Regions from separate parts of the Homo sapiens genome. Here region 2 is linked to region 1. A link is an interaction called in ENCODE POLR2A ChIA-PET data of the cell type or tissue named here. Cell type or tissue: GM12878. All regions are shown on one strand. Links, peaks and the distances in the headings refer to the core of each region. The heading gives the core; the rest is flanking DNA.

Region 1 (8,976 bases), core at 3,584-6,083:
CCTTGAAAGATTCCTTGCCACCAAATTGCAACTGTGTCTTGCACAGTTCTGGGGTCCAGGACCCCAGAAGCAATCATTTCATAATGATTCACAGCATAACTTTATTAATCCAACATGCCTCAATCCACCTATTCCCTACAGAACAACAGGATTCCAACCAGAGGAAAACTTGAGCTTTTAGGGGAGCTATTCATGTTTTGTCAGCCAGCTCAGATCCTCAGATCTCTGCATTCCTCTGAGATATTTGAAGACAAGGGACTAATGACAGCTTCTGGGAGCCAAAGCTGACCTCTCCTCCCACTAGCCACGTCGCTGAATCAACACAACTTCTTCCTCAAGAACTTCATTTTTCTCTCCGAGCTTTCTTATCTCACAGCAAAGTCAAGCCCTTTCAGTAGCTCTGTCTTGAACTAAATGTTTTGCCATAGTGAGGTCAGCCATAAAGAAAATAAGCAAAATAAATTACAATTCCAGCCCCCTTTAAAAAGTCCTAAAAGAGTCCCTCTTCCATCTCCATCTTTGTCTACCCCTTCCCAGCCTGGAAGGGCCATGTAGGAGCCAGAAAAGGCTGTGGCCCCAGACAAAAGCAGACTTAAATTCTAGCTTCACCATTACCAGCTGGGTGGCCATGGGCCAGCTGTTGCAGCTCTGAGCTTTGTTTTCCTCCATTGTAAAAGGGTGACTCTAAGTCCTATCTCACAAGATTATTAGGACAACTAAGTGAGGCAACATGCATGAAGCCTCCAAGCACGACAGGGTCTCTGTAGGTAGGGGCTCCATTCCTGCCTCGGTCCCAGCCCCATGCTCCCTGTGGGTGGAGGGCGTGCTATCTTTGCCTGGCCTCTTGGTAATAAAAGGGTCGCTTATTTACCATTTGATGATACATGGTTGCCTCTCTCTTTAGATACAATGATCTTTCTAAATCCTGGCAAACTCGAAATTGGCTTTAATGATTAACGTATTTTCATTTATTTTCTCTCCTATTTCACCAGGCACAAAAACTCCTTTTCCTGGTCTGTTCTTGGCAACTGTTTGCCTGAAGAAATTAGAATCTGTTATCTAAGAAATTAAAAGGAAAGGTCAAGAAAATATTCAGGCCGGGCACAGTGGCTCACACCTGTAATCCTAGCACTTTGGGAGGCCAAAGCGGGAGGATAGCTGGAGCCCAGGAGTTCAAGACCAGTCTGGGCAACAAAGTGAGCCCCAGTCTCTACCAAAAAAAAAATTAAAACATTAGCTGGATGTAGTGGCATGTGCCTATAGTCCCAGCTACTGCGGAGGCTGAGGTGGGAGGAAATCTTGAGCCCAGGAGTTCAAAGAGGCTGCGGTGAGTTGTGATCCTGCACTGCACTCCAGCCTGGGCAACATGGCTATGTCAAAATTAAATAAAATATTCAACTTTGACCCTGTGTCAAGATAAAATAAAATTTTATTCCATTTTTATAAAAATAAAATGTTTATTTTTCTACAAGGAAACATTTTTCAGATGCTGATGAGTTCTGTTTAAGCCATCAGCATCCTGGAGGACTAAGGTCACAGTGTCCTCCTGAAGGTGGAAGGGATGCCATCCCCACTGGAGAGGGCTAAGCTGTGACACCGAGAAAGTGCACAAGAAATCTGTAGTTTTGGCTGGGTGTGGTGGCTCACGCCTGTAATCCCAGCACTTTGGGAGGTCAAGGCAGGCAGATCACCTGAGGCCAAGAGTTGGAGACCAACCTGGCCAACATGGTGAAACCCTGTCTCCACTAAAAATACAAAAATTAGCCAGTTGTGGCAGAGAGCACCTGTAATCCCAGCTACTCAGAAGGCTGAGGCAGGAGAATCGCTGGAACCTGGGAGGTGGAGGCGGCAGTGAGCCAAGATCGCACCACTGCACTCCAGCCCGGGCAACAGCGAGACTCCATCTCAAAAAAAAAAGATCTGTAATTTTTCTTTCCTGGAGATAGTGGGAAGTGGGAGGAGAGAAAGAGAAAGGCGTGGTCAGAAGTGTGTCCTCTGTCGGGTGTGAGCTCTGGCCTAGGCTGGGGGCTGAAGGATAAGGCCTGGCGCATGAAGGATGGAGAAGTGTGATTCATGAGTAAGGGTGGCACTGAGGGCAAAGAAGGGGCCATGGCCCCCACTCCTCTGCAGTCCAACCACAGGAAATTATCTCAGCATGGTGAGACAGGTGCTGAGATTTGGTTTTTCCAGCTTCCTTCAGGTCCACGTTGGTGCTGATGTAGAGATAGCAGCCAGAGGTCTATGTGGATCAAAGCTGCAGATGGACCTTGGGCCTGTAGCTGGAGGGGGATGTGGCAGAGTACAGCAGTCTGCTGCCCTCAGTAGCTGGGGAGACCTTATCAGGGTATCCACTGGCCAAGTCAAAAGGACAGAAAGGTTCATCTCCCTCATCCTTGACAGACATAAACTTCAGCAAGGTGAACAGCCACCCAGGACACCAGCCCACACACATGGAAGGACCGTCATGGACCACAGGGCATCCTCTCCCAGCGCCACCTAGTGAGAGGGGCAGGAAGAAGGGAGCCTCCAGGGAAGGATGAACATTTCTCCCTAAATAACAGACTAAGAGTACATTTCCTAAATGGCCAGTTGAGATGACTAGATCAAACTCAGTTTAGACTCATTGGACATTCGATGAATTTTCCTGCAGCAAGTGGTGATCTGGAAAAAGACCAGATCAGCAACAGAAAAAATAAAGACTTTATATCCTCTCTGCATGTCTGCTTTGTAGTGTGAGTTACATTGGTGATTATGCACATTGTTGAGGTTCTACATAAAAATAGCAAGTAATTGAGAAAGTTCAATATCTCTTGCCAGAGTCTTTAAGTCCCAGCAGATAAAGGAATGCTTTGGTAGACTTTAGCGCATGGAGCCATGAATCCTTCTACCATCCATGAAAGACAGAGAGAGATCCAATTCCTGCAGTAGAAAAGCCAATGAGACAGAGGAGGAAATTGGCAGATGATGGGTAAGTGAGGAAACCCCATCTAACTTTCTTTGGTGGGACTGGAGTCAGAGCTATGCCAATGTTATGTTTGCTTCAGTATTAGTGAGCAATACTCAAGTCTACCTTTGTTTCATGTTTGTGTTTGTTTTTAAAAGCAGTCCAGGAGTGGTAAGAGCCTCTTCTGCCATATGCTGGATCTGTGGCATGCTGGAGCTGGCTTGCACTCACTCATAAGAGCCCACTGCGATCATTCTCAGCAAACTAACACAGACACAGAAAACCAAACACCACATGTTCTCACTCATAAGTGGGAGTTGAACAATGAGAACACATGGACACAGGGAGGGGAACATCACACACCGGGGCCTGTCGGGGGGTGGGGGGCAAGGGGAGAGAGAGCATTAGGACAAATACCTAGTGCAAGCAGGGCTTAAAACCTAGATGACGGGTTGATAGGTGCAGCAAACCACCATGGCACATGTATACCTATGTAACAAACCTGCACGTTTTGCACATGCATCCTGGAACTTAAAGTAAAATAAAAATGAAAACTAAAAAAAGAGCCCTCTGTGCACCATGCACTCCTCAATTCATGCACACAGCGTCATGTCCGTGGCTTAAACTCAGCCATGCTGGAAGTATTTATACCGTGGAAGTCAAATGCTACACATCAAAGTGGTTTGTGCTTGTTTTGTTTTTTTGCCTGGAGGGCTGATAGCTAAACATTGACTGGAATAGAGGGTCAAGAGAAGACAGCAGCCCCCACGTGGAAGCGCCATATATCTTGGTCTTCCCTGCCCAACAGCTCCTGGGAGCCACCTTACTTTCTGAGGGGAGGAGGGAGGCAGCCAAGAATGAGACTTGCCAACTTCGGGGTTATCTAGTGGCTGAGCTCCCAGGCTCCGGCTTCTCTCCACCTCGCCACATAGTCCTTGTACCTGGCTATATTAACGCATCAATGAGTGCTCCAGCAGCAAGGAAGAGCTAGCCCAGCCCTGCCAGGGCCACCTGCGTGTCCTCCCTCCCTGGCTTCAAGAAAAGGAGAAGTTATCAATTACCAAGATTTCATGGGCAAGGCAGCCACAGGTTTCACCTCCAATTGTGACATAATTCAATGACTCTTTGACAAACTCATCAGCAGTCTTGGTTATCACATTTGTATTTAGATACTTTGTCATTGCAGTCGAGACAGCATATGGGGTCAGCACCTACAACGGGAAACAAAGACCATGGCACAGAAGCAATCCACCCCAGGAAGAAGACTCAGAAATTAACACTCAAGCCCCCATCCCACCATTTCCCGACCCTTCTCTTCCTAGGCAAAGTTTTAAGATCTTGAGTGGAAAAAGGCACAGTACCGGCACAGAGCTGGGAATCAGAAATTTGGTTTCTCAAGATGAGAACCTACCTAGCCAACATCAAGTGGCCCAAATGCCCTGCCCAACACACAGTGTGAATGGGAAGAACTCGGGTCTCTCTCTCAGAACCAAGTTGCAAGACAGCAAATAAAAATACAGGATGTCCAGTTAAATTTGAAGTTCAGACAAACAATGAAAACCACTTCAGCACAATCGTATCCCAAGTATTGCATGGGACATACTTATACTGAAAACTATTCATAGGCATCTGAAATTCAAATTTAACTGGAGGTCCTGTATTTAATCTGGCAACTCTATCTCAGAAGTTTGTTTCTAATACATATAACCAAAGTTGGAGCAACTGAAAGCACTCTGGATTCCCACTTTCACACTTCAGTTAGGAACCAAGAGTAGCACATACCTCATAACCTCTTCCTGTTGTGGTAAGAAAAACAATCACACATTGTGCCCTAAAAACCCAACACCATGTTTCCACCTGTGGGCTAACCACATTGTGGCCTGGCATGGGGATTCATAATGGGGTTTTATTACCTTATTCCCAGAACAAAGGGTTTGGCATCTTTAGAAAGAAAAAAGGCTGGCATGGTGACTCATGCCTGTAATCCCAGCATGTTGGGAGGCCAAGGCAGGACGATTGCTTGAGCCCAGGAGTGCGAGACCAGCCTGAGCAACATGGCAAAACCTCATCTCCATTAAAAATAGAAAAATTAGTCAGGCACGGTGGCACATGCCTGTAGTCCTAGCTACTTAGGAGGCTGAGGCAGGAGGATCCACTGAACCTGGAAGGCAGAGGTTACAGTGAGCCAAGATCGTGCCACTACACTCCAGCCTAGGCTACATCAGAGTGAAACCCTGTCAAAAAAAAAAAAAGAAAAGAACAGAAAAAGAAAGAAAGAAAGAAAGAAAGAAAGAAAGAAAGAAAGAAAGAGAAAGAAAAGAAAGAAAAGAAAAAGTAAAAAAAAAAATCCACAAAAGTTTTCTAGGTTTTATTTTTCTTCACATCACATTTGGAATTACATTATTTCATAATTGAACCCAATTATGAATCAATTAATCCAAATGAGCAGGTTCCTATGGAAATTAAAGCATGATTAATTTGTATAACACTTTTCTTCCAAGGATCTCAAAGTGTTACTCTTTGAGAAATATAAGGAGTGTGCTTTCTCCACCACAGTTTCCAGATAGGGAAGTAATGATAAGTATTTTCATTCTTAAGTGATTTTGGGTTGACAAAACACCTGTATGTACAAAATAGGGGCTCAATAAATATTGTTTAAACATATGTACTTATTTCTTCGTTAGATCTTTACTATAACCCAGAGATATAAGCAGGCATTATAAGCCCCTTTTTATGGATGGGAAAACTGAGGCTCACAGAGTTTAAACAAGCTGACCAGGATCACTCAGATGATAAGTGGTAGAGCTGTGATGAAATTCAAACCCAACTCCACAGTACATACTTCTTCATGCATTCAGCGAGTATTTATTCATTCAGCGAGTATTTATTGAGTGTGTGTTCGGAGAGGCCAATTGGTTTTTGAAAGATCACAGTCTTTTCACTTTCTCCTCCTTGCTAGAAGAGCACCTCCAAGTTCTCTGCATCAGGGAAGGGACAAGGGACTCCATTTCCCCACCCACATCTCCTCCTGACCCTCCTGCTCCATAGTACCCACTACCTCGGCAGCTGTGCCCCAAGGATCAAGACAAGATGCTGCTGAGGGTCACATGGCTAGGAAGCAGGTGGCTGCGATGATCATTCATGTTTAGAAATCACCAAGGATTCTTGGTTCCTTCTTCTTCCAGACACATGCATAATAGAATTGCACTTCCTGGCCCCCTGTGGCTGTGTAGGACCATGCAAGCAGAGTTGGCCAGTGATTTATGAACAGAGGTGACATGTGTCATCTCTGGGCCAGAGCATTTCATTGTCAAAGCAGGACCCACTAGAACTTCCCACTCCTTTTCCTCTGGCATGTCGGCTGCTCCGTCAGCCTGGGGCCCTGTGTCAGCACAGTGAGCCAATGTCTTCTGTGAACCCACAGTGGATGTGTCACGTGAATGCAAAATAGGACTTTGTTGTTTTAAGCCACTGAGATTTTAGGGGTTATTTTTTTACTGCAGCAAACTTAGCCCAGACAGAGTTGCAGCATTACAAAAGCGAAACTCCAGCTTCAGCTGGGAGTGGGAGCACGGAGACCCCAGCATGGAAGCAGGACCCTCTGATGGGTCAGACGGCTTCTGCATGGCAGAGAAAGGGACTGTGACCCGGTGGCAAGGCTGTTACAACCACTCACTATGGCTCAGAGATGATATTATTGGCCAAATTCCTACCATTAACTCATATCTGCCTACTTAATAAGCTTTACCCTGTAGCTGGTTAGTTTATAGGAACAGCTGCCTAAAATACTCTCACTGGATATTTTAATTGAAAATCAGTGTGCGCAGCAATAATTTCCAAGATATAATTTTGAGTGTGCCTTTCTCCATTTCTAATAGTATATCGTAAAACTTCTTCCCACACAACAATAACAAAACAAAACAAAAACTCTGTTTATTCTACGTTCCAGAAACTATCTAACTCTAACTCTGTTGCTGAACCAAGCACAAATAAATCACTGACACTTTAGGAATCACATTGCTCAGCCTGCAGCAGGCAGTGACAGCCCAGCTCTGCCTAGGTGAGGACAGGTCATCTCCACGATGACCTGTGGAAGGGAAGCAGAGTGCCTCCTCCTCACCTGCTCGAGAACCAGAGTGTGGGGACCTCTGTGGCCCATCACAGAAGGTCCCCTCCCCTGGTGACTAGCCCCTCCCCTCATTCAAACTCGGATCAAGTGCCCAGTTTTGTTTTGTTTGCTTCTTCTCCAGAATTCCTCCCACATAAGCCTGTGTTCTGTACCAGGGTCAGAGAGGAAAAGCCACAACCAACCCGAATGTCTGCTCTGATGAAGCATCAGGTAGCAAGAAGGTCCACAGCATTTCTGAGCAGCCACTCCCCTCTCCTATTTCCTCCTCCAGCACCCAGGGCACGGGGGAGGGCAACAGAAGCCACAGCAGCAGGTGGGACTGAGGCGCCCCAAAAGCCCACGTGGCATCCCCAGCTCATCTTCCTGTTGACCACACATGAGCAGCCAGACCCACAGGAGGCAGTGGCCCCAGCCACGGGAGGTCCAGAGTAACCCTTCTCAAGGACTCACAGCCGCCCACCTCACCTGGATGATGACAAGGACTCCACAGCTGCCCACCTCACCTGGATGATGACTTCTTTTGCTTTATATTCCTCTTGCAGGGCCTTGGAAAATGCGCACACAAACGCCTGGAGCAAGAAGGAGAGACACCTGAGGCCCCAGAGTGAGCTCCCTCGTCAGAGCCAACTTCCTCTGACTTCAAGGGGCACTGCAGACACACTACCTGCTAGACCTTAAAATAGAGTGGGGAGCTCTGGGTACGGAGGGTACGGAGTTTCAGCTGCACAGGGTGAATATGTTCTAGAGATCTACTATACAGCATGGTGACAAAAGCTAACAATCATAGACAACATACCTGAAAATTACTAAGCAAGTAGATCTCAGGGGTCCTCACCACAAAAAAAAAACCGGTAAGTATGTGAGGTCATGGATATGTTAATTCGCTTGACTTGATCGTTTCACAACATATACATATATTAAAATATCACCTTGCATACTATAAATAGACACAATTTTTATTTGTCAAGTACGCCTTAATAAAGCTGGAGAGTGGGGCAGAAAGAGGGTAAGGGAAAAAATGAACCAGCTTGCCTTGATGGGAGTTAGCACTTCATCCCCCGGTCTGGGAAGAGGACCTCCCACTCAGCAGGAAAATCTGTTTTGGGATAAATCCATCCCTAGGGCCCCTGCATAGATTAACCTCCCTTGTACAGCGCCCCCTCCTCCTCAGGCTGTTTTTATGACTAGGGCATGGGGACACCAGGCTAGATCTCCCAGTCTGGAAGGAAGCTACAGTGTCACTTGTCAGCAGGAAGATGGCAAGGGCTCCCAGAGGAGGTGAGTGGGGCAGGCATCCCCGGAGGCTGGCCAAGTTGTGCACCGCAGGGCTTCGTGTGCCCAGAGCAGGTGCTTTATTCTAATTTTCTCTTGGACTTCCCAGTGAGTAGCTCAGCCCTGCACATAAGAGAGCATCTCCAGGTAAACCTTTCCATCAACTTGCCAGATGATCAAAGGAAATTGCCAACTGGGAGAAATAAGAGGAAGAAGGAAGAGACTTGGAAGTCATGACATCACTCACCTTGGAAGCTGAGTACATGGAGTAGAGAGGCCAAGGAAACAGGGCTATCCCAGAAGAAATGTTCAGGATGAGACCTTTCTGCCTGAAAGGCAAAGAAGCAAAGTTCCCATGGCTTTGTTGCCCTACCTGACCTTGAGTACAAAGAAAACAAAGGGTCCCGTGTGAACACTGCCGGACTCGACCCTTTCTAGGCTTCCGCAAGTGCTAGGGGCTCTGCTTCTAGGAATGGTAAGTGAACTTCCCCTACCTTCCCCTGGAGGGCGCCACACAGAGATGTCTGGATTTCCGCCGCACAGTGATGCCACCTGGCAGTCATGTGACATCATATAATGTGAGGGGCTTGCTCTTGGAAACAGGCTGTGCTACAACTGAGGTCTCTCCACC
Region 2 (11,188 bases), core at 4,820-7,319, 600 kb after region 1:
TCCACTTGTATTCAAATTCTTTTTCCCCAGAAGTAATATATTGTTTCCCTTTAGTTGCTTGTCAGATTTTTTTCTTTATCTTTAGTTGTCAGAAGTTTCATAATTATGCTTCTTGGCATGAATTCCTTTGGGTTTATCCTGTATAGAATTTACTCAGCTTCTTGAATCTCTAGGATTATGTCCTTTGCCACATTTGTGAAAATTTTAGCCATTATTTCTTTGAATTTTTTTTTTAGCCTTTTCTTATGGGATTCAAATTACACAAACGTTAGAGATTTTCTTGTAGTTTCTGGGGTTCTGTTCATTTTTATTCAGTCTAGTTTTTTCTCTGTAAAGAATGACTCATTTCTATTGTTCTGTCATAAAGTTCAGCAATTCTTCTCTCCGTCTTCTCTCTTCTGCTGCTGTGCACATGTAATGATTTTTTAAAAAGTTTTAGAGTAACTTTAGATTTACAGAAAAGTTGCAAGGATGGAAAGAATTCTTGTATACCTAGCAACCAATTTCCCTCGCTATTAACAACTGAAACTACCAGTTTTCTCATATAACATCAGAAATTCCGATGGCAGTTTTTTCATAACTAATAATACTGATACATTATGAAATAAAGTCCACACTTTATTCAGAGCTCCTTTTTACCTAATGTCTTTTTCCTGTTCTATAGCTTCATCCAAGATCCCACATTACATTCAGTCATCCTGTCTCTGTAGGCTCCTGTAAACTATAAGTGTTTTGTGGTATTTTGGGTCACCTTGACAGTTTAAAGGACATTGTAGAATGTTCTTCAGTTTTGGTTTATCTGATGTTTTCCTCATAACTAAAGTGGGGTTATGTATTCCTCAGAGAAAGACCACAGAGGTAAAGTGTCTACCATTCTCATCACATCTCATCAAGGGAATATGCCATCAACAGACTTATCACTGACGATAACTTTGATCACCTGGTGGAGGTAATGGATGCCAGGATTTTCCATTATAGTTATTCCTTTTCTCCAGTATGCATACTATACTTTTTAGAAGACTGTCACCAGGCACAGTCCACTACAGCAGAGGAGAATTATGCTCCACTTCCTTGAAGAGGAGTAACTACATAAATTATTAGGAATTTTTCTATTTGGGAGATTTTCTATTCTCTCTTATTTATTCAATTATTTATATCAATATGGACTCACGAGTTTTTCATACTTTGGGTTATGAACCAATACTATGTTGTTTATTTTATTACTCAAACTGTTGCAATTTTGGCTACTGGGAGATCTTTCAGTTGGCTCCCCTGTTCTTTGACGTATCCCCTGCTATGGTTTGGGTATGGTTTGTCCCCATCAAAATACATGTTAAAATTTGATCCTTAATGCAGTGTTGAGAGGTGGGGCATAGTGGGAGGTGTTCGGTCACGGGGCTGGATCCCTCATGAAAAGATTAATGCCCTCTGACATGGTTTGGCTGTGTCCCCACCCAAATCTCATCTTGAATTGTAGTTCCCATAATCCCCACGTCATGGGACGGACCAGGTGGAGAAAACTGAATCATAGGGACGGTTTCCCCCATCCTATTCTCGTGATAGTGAGTTAGTTCTCACGTGAGCTGATGGTTTTATAATGGGCTTCCCCCTTCACTGGGCACTCATTCTCTCTCCTGCTGCCCTGTGAAGAGGTGCCTTCCACTATAATTGCAAGTTTCCTAAGGCCTCCCCAACTATGTGAAACTGTGAGTCAATTAAACTTCTTTCCTTTATATATTACCCAGTCTCAGGTATTTCTTCATAGCAGCATAAGAATGGACTAATACACCATTCAATGGGCGTGAGTTCTTGCTCTCACAGGAATGTACTAGTTCCTGTGACAGTGAGTTATTTAGAGATTCCTCAGTTTCACACTCTTGCTTCCATGCAATTTCTTTGCACATGCTTGCTCCCCTTCCACTTTCTGCCATGAGTTGAAGCAGCATGACGTCCTCACCCGATGAAGCTGTCCAATTTGGGACTTCCCAGCCACCAGAATTGTGAGCTAAATAAATGTTTTTTCTTTAAAAATCACCTAGTCTCACTTGTTATGTTACGGCAACACAAAACAGACTAAGAGAGAAAATTGGTACCAAGGAGTGGGTTGTTGCTTTACAAACACCTGAAAATGCGGAAGTAGCTTTGGAACTGGGTAATGGGTAGTGGCTGGAAAAATTTGGAGGGGCAGGCCAGTATTGCCATGAATGGAGCGTTAAGGGTGATTCTACTGAGGCTCAGATGAAGACAGGAAAACAAAGGAAACTTTCAGACTTCTTACAAATTGGTTAAATGGTTGTGAACAAAATGCTGCTAGAAATATGACAGTAGAGACCATTCTGCTAAGATCTCAGATGGAAATGAGGAAGCATTATTAGGAACTGGAAAAAAGGCCATCCTTTTTACACAGTAGCAAAGAAGGTGGCTGTATTGTCTCCATGCCTCAGGGCTTTATGGAAGGCAGAACTTAAGAGTGGTGAACTAGTATAACTGGTGGAAGAACCTTCTAGGCAGCAAAGTGCTCAAGAAGTGGCATGGTTACTTTTAACAGCTTATGCTGGAGTTATACTAGCAAAGGGATAATCTAAAGATGGAATTTATAATTTAAAAGGAAGCAAAGTAGAAGGATTTGGAAAATTTGCAGCCTGGCCGTGTGGAAGAGAATGAAGGAGAATTTTTAGAAAAGATATCCATTGATGTGGCTGAGCAACTGCTTGCTAAAGAGATTAGAATAAGCAAAAGGTCAAAACAATGGGAAAAAGACCCTGAAGTCATTTTGAATATCTTCAAGTTGCTTCTCCCATTCCAGGCCCAGAAGCCTAAGAAGGCAGAATAGTTTCAGGGGAAAGGGCCAGGCTGCTGCACTTGGGACACCTTGAGACACAGCTTCCTGCATCCTAGCTGCTTCAGCTGAAACAGCCATGGGGTCAAGTGGCTCCAGTAAGGCTTGTGCTGCATAAGCCTTACATCCCCTGGCTTATGTCTAGAGGGCATGAGCAGTAAGCCTTGGGGTCCGTGTAGTGTTAATTTTGCAGGCTTGCAGAATGCTAGAGCCATGGAGGTGTGTGTTACTCCACTGAGATTTCAACGTATGTATGAAAAACCCTATAGGCCCAGGCAGAGACTTGTTGCAGGGGCAGAGCCACTGCAGAGACCCTCTGCTAGGGCAAGGCCAAGCAAAAATTTGGGTTAGGTCTACTGCAGAGTCTCCACTAAGGCAATGCCTAGTGGAGCTTCAGGATTAGGGCCACTGCTAGGACCCCAAAATTGTAGAGCCACCAGTAGCATGCAATCTCAGTCTTGAAAAGCTGCAGGCATTTGCCTTCAGCCTGTGAGAGCAGCAATGTAAGCTGGGCAGAGAGAAGCCATGAGAGTGGAGCTATCCAAGGGCTTGGAAGGCTACTCCTCACACCAGTGTGCTGAGGATGTGGGACATGGAGTCAAAGGAGACTATTCTGGAGCTTTCAAATTTAATGTCTGCCCTGCTGGGTTTCAGACCTTATGCCTATTCCACCATTGTATCTTGGAAGTAAAAAACTTTTTTTTTTTTTTTTTTGAGACCAAGTCTTGCTCTGTTGCCCAGGCTGGAGTGCAATGGTCTGATCTCAGCTCACTGCAATCTCCACCTCCCGGATTCAAGCGCTTCTCCTGCCTCAGCCTCCCGCGTAGCTGAGACTATAGGCGCATGCCACATCTGGCTAATTTTTGTATTTTTAGTAGAGACGGGGTTTCACTATGTTGGTCTTGAACTCCTGACCTCAGGTGATCCACCCACCTTGGCCTCCCAAAGTGCTGGGATTATAGGTGTGAGCCACCATGCCTGCCCAATAACTTATTTTTGATTTTACAGGCTTGTAGCTGGACTTTGGACTTTTAAGGTGGTGCTAGAAAAACTTAAGGCTTTTGGGACTAGTGGGATGGAATATTATATTTTGTATATGAGAAGGACATGAGTTTTGGGGAGCTAGGGGCAGAATGGTATGGTTTGGGTGTGGTTCATCCCTGCAAAAACTCAAGGTGAAATTTGATCCCCAATGTAGCAGTGTTGGGAGGTGGGGCTTAGTGGGAGATGTTTGGGTCATGGGAGTAGATCCCTCATGAACAGATTAATGCCCTCCCAAAGGGTTGAGTTCTCACTCTCATAGGAATAGATTATTTCTTGTGAGAACGGGTTGTTAAAGAGCCTGGTTTCTCTCTTGCTTCCTCTTTTGCCATGTGATCTCTTTGCACATGGCCCCTCCCCTTCCACTTCCCACCATAAGTTGAAGCAGTATGATGCCCTCATTAGATGCAGCTGCCCAATCCTGGATTTTCCAGCCACCAGAATTGTGAGCGAAACAAACTTTTCTTTATAAATTACCCAGTCTCAGGTATTCTGTTCTAGCAACACAAACTGGACTGAGACACTCCCATAGTTTTGTTTTTTGAGCAATTTCCTTACTTTCTGGTTCTACAAGATGCCCCACACTCATCTTGTACATTTCTCGCCTAGCCCTTAGAATCAACCATTTTCCCAAGGAATCTTGGTTCCTTTACTTGGTGAATGGTACTAGACACTACTTACAGGTCTATTTGAGCTTTCTATCTCTTCATGATTCAGTTTTGGTAGATTATGTACTTCAAGTAATTTGTCTCTTTCATTTAGGTTAATTTGTTGTTCACAGCATTCCTTTATAATCAGTTTTATTTCTGTAGAATTGCTAATACTGTCCCCATTTTCATTTCTGAGTTTAGTAATTTGAGTCTTCCCTTTTTTTCTGAACTGATCTAGTTAAAAGTTTATCAATTTTGTTGGTTTTTTAAAAAAGAACTTTGGTTTCATTGATTTTCTCTATTGTTTTTCTATTCTTTCATTATCTCTCTTCTAATCTCTACTATTGTTTCCTTTTGCTAGGTTTAGGTTTAGTTTGCTCTTTCTTTAGTTTCTTAAGACGTGAAGTTAGGTTATTATTTGAGATCTTTCTTCTTCCTTAATGTATGCGTTTATAGCTATACATTTCCATCTTATTGTTGGTTTTACTGCATCCAGAAGGTACGCTATGTTGTATTTTCATCTCTCTCAAGGTATTTTCTAATTTGTCTTATGATTTTTTGACCCCTTGGTAGTTAAAGAGTTTGTTAATTTTTCACATATTTGTAACATTTCTAGTCTTCCTTCTGTTATTCATTTTCACGTAGCTGGAACTACTGGCACATGCCACCATGATGCCTGGCTCATTTTTATATTTTTTTGTAGAGACAGAATCTCCCTATGTTGCCCAGGTTGGTCTTGAGCTCCTGGGTTCAAGTGATCCGTCCACCTTGGCCTTTCAAAGTGTTGGGATTATAGGTGTTAGCCTCTGTGCCCTGCCTTTTTCTTTTATGTGCACTTAACACTTAAATTAACCTCTGATTATTGCTTTAGCTGCATTTCACAAATTTCTTGTACTTTCGTTTTCAAAAAATTATACTGAGAATTTTTCTTTGACTCATGTGTTGACAAGTGTGTTGGTTATTTCCAAATATTTGGAAATGCTCCTGCTATCTTTCTGTATTTGATTTCTGGTATGGTTTGAAAGCACACTTTTTATGATTTCTGTACTTTTTCATTTGTTAAAGTGTGCTTTATGGCCTAGAATGTCTCTTTGGATGAATGTTTTACATGCACTTGAGAAGAATGTATATTTTTCTATTGCTGTAGTCTAAAAATGTCAGTAGATCCAAGTTGGCTGACACTGCTGTTCAGGTCATTTATATCCTCAGCAATTTTCTGCCTGCTTGATCTACCAATACTGACAGAGCGGTGTTTAAATCTCCCTATTTTAATTGTAGATTTGTGTATTTCTCTTTTTAGTTCTATCAGTTTTTTACCTCATATAATTTGAAGCTGTTTTTAACTGCATAAATGTCTAGGGCTGTTATGTTTTCTTAGAGAATTGAGCCATTTATTACTATGTAATATTCTTCCATCCTTGATGATCTTCCATGTTGTGAAGTCTGCTTTGTCTGAAATTAATAGTTATTTCAATTTTGATTAGTGTTAGCCTGATGTATTTTTCTTTTCTTTTTTTTTTTTTTTGAGACAGAGTCTTGCTCTTGTTGCCCAGGCTGGAGTGCAGTGGAGTGATCTTGGCTCACTGCAACCTCCGTCTCCGGGGTTCAAGTGATTCTCCTGCCTCAGCCTCCCAAGTAGCTGGAATTACAGGCACCCACCACCACGCCTGGCTAATTTTTGTATTTTTAGTAGAGATGGGGTTTCACCATGTTGGCCAGGCTGGTCTTGAACTCCTGACCTCGTGATCCACCTACCTCGGCCTCCCAAAGTGCTGGGATTACAGTCGTGAGCCACAGCGCCTGGCCTATCCAGGCAACTTTTTACTGTCAGTTGGTAGGAAGAGTCCTGGCTTACCACTAGGCCTCATCTGAAATCACCCCATTAGAGAGCTAGAGGAGTACTCTGATACTCTAGAACCAGGGTGGAAGTCAGTTTTTGGTGATGGAAGAGAGCTGCAGTTTTTTTCCATAGTGTTTAGCTAGGGTAGGGCAGTTGTCTAAAATTTTCTGTCTTTCTGGGTGGTTGCTTTCCTGTTCTTTTGTCTAGAGGAAGCAGGCTTTACTTGGGACTTTTTTTTTTTTTTTTTTTTTGTCTGTACCAATTGGTGTTTCAGGCTGATACATTAGGCAAAAATAAAACTGAGAAAGAGGTGTCATTTCTTGGGTTCCAATGTCCCTAGCTTGTCTGTGTCCTTCTCTCACTGTTCAAAGTCTTCTTATGTGTTTTGTATATAATGTCTAGTGGTTTTAGCTGTACTTAAAGGGAGGAACAGGAAGAAGTATCTGTAATCAATCTTATCTGGAACCATCAGTCTCTAAAACTTTCACATTTAAGAACTACCTTTTAAATTTAGTGTAATCTTTCAATATGCAAAACGTATGTAGTTCAAAAATCCAAATTGTATAAAAAGGTATATTAAAAGTCTCACTTCCATTCCTGCTCTAATCACTCACCCCCCCCACCTGCTAAATTTTATTACTTTCTGATTTTTCTCCCAGTGTTTCATTTTTGCAAATATCAACAGTTACGTATATTCTTCTCTCTTTCCTTACTCAAAGATGGCTTCCTATGCACACCATTCTACTGCTTCTTTTGACTTAATATTTACTGAGTATCACTCCTTATTTGTATACAGGCTCTTGTCCATTTTATAGTTGCATAGTCTTCATTTGTGTGTAGAAGTAACACACTTTTAGCCAATTAGTCAATGATGTACATTTGGGTTGTTGATATTCTATTGCTCTTACAAACAATGCTGCAATGAATAACCTTGTGTATATATCATTTTGTGTTTATGCAGGTATTGTTGCTGAGTACTGTATATGTTGCTGAGTAAAAATTAATGCACCTGTAATTTCTTTTAGTGCCAAAAAATTACATTTCTTAGCAGATATGGTTGATTACTATTTTATTTAAAGCCCTCAATGACTACTTATTGCTTTAAACCCAGAATATGGCCTCAATAATATATATTCACTTGGTCCACTTCCACATCTTGTACCATATTCCTTCTTGCTTTCTTTGTTCCAGGTGTACTGGTTCTTTTTCAGGTCTCTGTACTCACTATCTTTTCTTCTACTAGGGGTCTTTGTGCTTGTTCTTTTCTCTGCTTGGAGTGTTTATATTTCCTTATTTAGCTTATTCCTAGACATCCTTAGAGTTTTTCTCAAGCAACACTTATCTTTTCCTTTGAATTTGAAAATTTTCTTTGAAAAAGTAAAAAAGAGAGTTCAGTGAACCCCTCCCCTCATGTATCCTTCACCCAGCTTCAAAAAAATTACAATTTTTTTTAACAGAAAGGTTTTCTTAACCTCAGAAACTCTTCAAATCACCCTATGAAAATTAAGGCTGTGCTATTGAATAACTTGAGAACTGCACTGGTGTCTATCAAAAAGTGGATATTAATTAAACAGTTGTTAAGTTTTAATTGCATTTCTTCATACAGTCTCATACTATATGAATGAGTGTTCAATCAAAGAAGAAATATGTCTTCTAGACATAAATAAGAGACACGTCTTAGTAACCCGATATGCAATTTGCATGTTGCAGCTAAAGCAGTGCTGAATTTTTTATGGCACTAAATGTGTACGTTAGAAAAGAGAAAAAGTCTCAAATTAATAGTGCATGATCTCACATTAAAAAGCTAGACAAAGAGCACAATAATCCTAACAGAAGCAAAAGTAAAAAGTTAAGAGTAGAAATCAACTAAATTAAAACCAAAAAAACAAAAGAGAAAGATCAATGAGAGAAAAAGCTGGTTGGCTGAAAAGAGCAGTAACCTTGTAAAACCTGTAGGAAGAGTGAACAAAAAAATAAAAGAGCAAGAAGACAGAAATGACCAATATAAAGAATAAAACAGGTCTATAAATACAGATCCTGAAGACATCAAAATGATAATAATGGAATGGTCTGAACATCTTTACACATATGAATGTGACAACTGAGATAAAATGGACTCATTGTTAGAAAAGCAAAAATACCACAATTCACCTAATAGAAATAATTTGAATATCCATATATATGACTTAAATAAATTGATTTGTAAAACTTCCCAAAAAGAAGTCTCTAGGCCCAGATGGTTTCACTAGATAACTCTATCAAACATTTAATGAAGAATAAACACCACTTCTATACAACCTCTTCCAGAAAATTGGAAGGAACACTTTCCAACTAATTTTATGAGGCCAGACTTATGCTGATATGAAAACCAGACAAAGGCAGTACAAAACTACAGACCAATTTCTCTCATAAATGCAAAACTACTTAACAAAATATTAGCAAATAGAATCAAACAATAAATAAAAAGAATTCTATGACATTACCAAGTAAGGTTTATTCCAAGTATATAAGGCTGGTTCAATATTTGAAAACTAGTCAACAAAGTCTATTACATTAATGGAGTAATGAAGAAAAACCATGTAATCACAGCAGTATATACATAAAAAGTATTTGACAAGATTCAATATCCATTCATAATCAATATTCTCAGAAAACTAGGAATACAGAAGAAGTTCCACCATTTGATGAAGAATATCTACAAAAGATCATTTGGTGAAAGACTAGATGTTTTCCCCTTAAGGTTGGGAACAAGGCAAGGATGACTACTCTTACCACTCTTATTCTACACAGTACTAGAAGTCCTATCCAGTGTAATACAACAAGAAAAGGAAATAAAAAGCATACAGATTAGAAAGGAAAGTAGTAAACTGACCCTATACATATATGACATGATAGCTTATGTTAAAAAATGCCAAGGAATCTACAAAAAGCCTCCCTAGAAAGTTCAGCAAGATCTCAGCATAAAAGAACAAACATACAAAAATCAATTACATTTCTATAAACTAGCAACCTTTGTAAGCAAACAGAAATTTAAAACACAATGCCATTAACAATTACTCAACCAAATGAAATACTGAGGTATAAATATAACATGTACAGGACTTTTATACTGAAAATCACAAAACACTGAAGCAAGAAATCAAGATCTAAGTAAATGGAGAAATATATTGTGTTTATGGATTATAAGCCTCAAGACTCAAAACAGTAAAGATGTTAACTGTCACAAAATTGATAATTTATAGCTTTAATTCCTATCAAACACCCAGTAAGATTTTAACATAATGATATTATTACAATATGTATATGCAAAGGTGAAGTAACTAGAATAGTTAAAACAATATTGAAAAAGAAATATAATGTGGGAATATAATAGTCTCATACAAGTACAGCCAACTGATTTTTGACACAGGTGAAAAAGCTATTCAATGAAGGGTAATGGTGTTGCATGGAGCAAATGGATATCCATAGGCAAAAACAAACAAAAAAAGATCTCAACTTACACTTCATGCCCTATACAAAAATTTACTCAAAATGTACCATAATTAAAATGTAAAATATATTACACAATTTTTAAAAATAGGAGAAAACCTTTGGTCCAAAGACTTAGTGAAGAGTTCTTAGATAGGACAACATTTTTACAAAACTGATAAACTGGACTTCATCAAAATTAAAAACTTATGCTCTACAAAACACCCCATGAAGAGGATGAAAAGACAAGTTACAGACTGGTATAAAAATGTGCAAACCACACATCTGACAAAGAAACTCATATCTAGACTATCTAAATTCTCAAAAGTCAATGGTAAAACACACAAACTTCCAATTAAAAAATGGACAAAAGCCATGAACAGACATTTTACTAAGGATACACAGATGGCATGTGAACACATGAAAAGATATTTGATTATCAGTAGCCATTAGGGAAATGCAAATTAGGATCACTATGAGATATTGCTATACACCTGTTCAACGACTAATACATAAAATAGCAACAATGCCTAGTACCAGAAAGGATAGGGAATAACTGGATCCCTCATACATTGCTGGTGGAAATGCAAAATGGTACAGCAACTCTGGGAAATAGTTTGGCACTTTCTTAAAGAATAAAACATAACTTACCATACAATCCAACAATCACACTCCATGGCACTTATCCCAGAAAAACTTATGTTCACAAAAAATCTGAACATGAATGTTCACATCAACTTTATAATAGCCCCAAAATGGAAACAACCAAAATGTCCTTTAATAGGTGAATGGCTAAACAATGATATTCATACAGTGAAATACTACGTAGCTATAAAAGGAATGAACTACGGATACACTACAACTTGGATCTCAAGAGCATTACGCTGAGTGAAAAAGCCAGTCTCAACACGTCAAATACTGTATGATTCCACTTATATAACAGTCTCAAAATGACAAAATTATAGAGCTAGCAGATTAGTAGTCAGCAGAGATCAGGAACAATGTGAGAGACAGCATGGGTGTGACTATGAATGAGTAGCACCAAAGAGATCTTTGTGGTGATAGAGCAGTTCTGAATTGTAACTGTGGTGGTTACATCAATCTCCACATGTGATAAAATGGCACAGAGCTATTCACACACATTGTACCAGTGTCTATTTACTGGTGTTGATAGTGTATTATAGTTATAAAACATGTAACCTTTGGGGTAAGCTAAAGTGAGGACACAATTTTTGCTAATTCCCATAAATCTATAATTATTTCAATATAAAAAAGGTTTCTTAAAATATATGCAAAAAATCAAAAACTGAAAACATTTTCTCTTTAAAAAGAGAAGCAAGAGATGGCAAG

What was found. ChIA-PET counts read pairs that join two places held together with the same protein. Peaks named below come from ENCODE experiments on the same cell type or tissue, not always from the same donor. Only the 100,000 strongest peaks of a DNase experiment are listed, where the experiment ranks them.
Region 2: POLR2A ChIA-PET joins it to region 1 with 6 read pairs; 2 of 35 experiments call an interaction of 5 or more read pairs at or near these places.

What each region holds. Positions count from the first base shown.
Region 1 is chr9:96,236,753-96,245,728 of GRCh38, forward strand. It overlaps HSD17B3 (hydroxysteroid 17-beta dehydrogenase 3), which reads right to left. Exons shown (of 11, transcript NM_000197.2): 8 at 8,593-8,674; 9 at 7,577-7,642; 10 at 4,006-4,155. SLC35D2-HSD17B3 (SLC35D2-HSD17B3 readthrough) reads right to left here. Exons shown (of 26, transcript NR_182427.1): 23 at 8,593-8,674; 24 at 7,577-7,642; 25 at 4,006-4,155. Among named protein-coding and RNA genes, the nearest start is that of HSD17B3-AS1, 5.2 kb to the right of the region's middle. In GM12878, for the core only: no CTCF peak of the experiment used is centred there; a DNase peak (open chromatin) is centred at 4,779.
Region 2 is chr9:96,832,678-96,843,865 of GRCh38, forward strand. The region is part of intron 4 of ZNF782 (zinc finger protein 782); the gene reads right to left. Among named protein-coding and RNA genes, the nearest start is that of ZNF782, 16 kb to the right of the region's middle. In GM12878, for the core only: no CTCF peak of the experiment used is centred there; no DNase peak of the experiment used is centred there.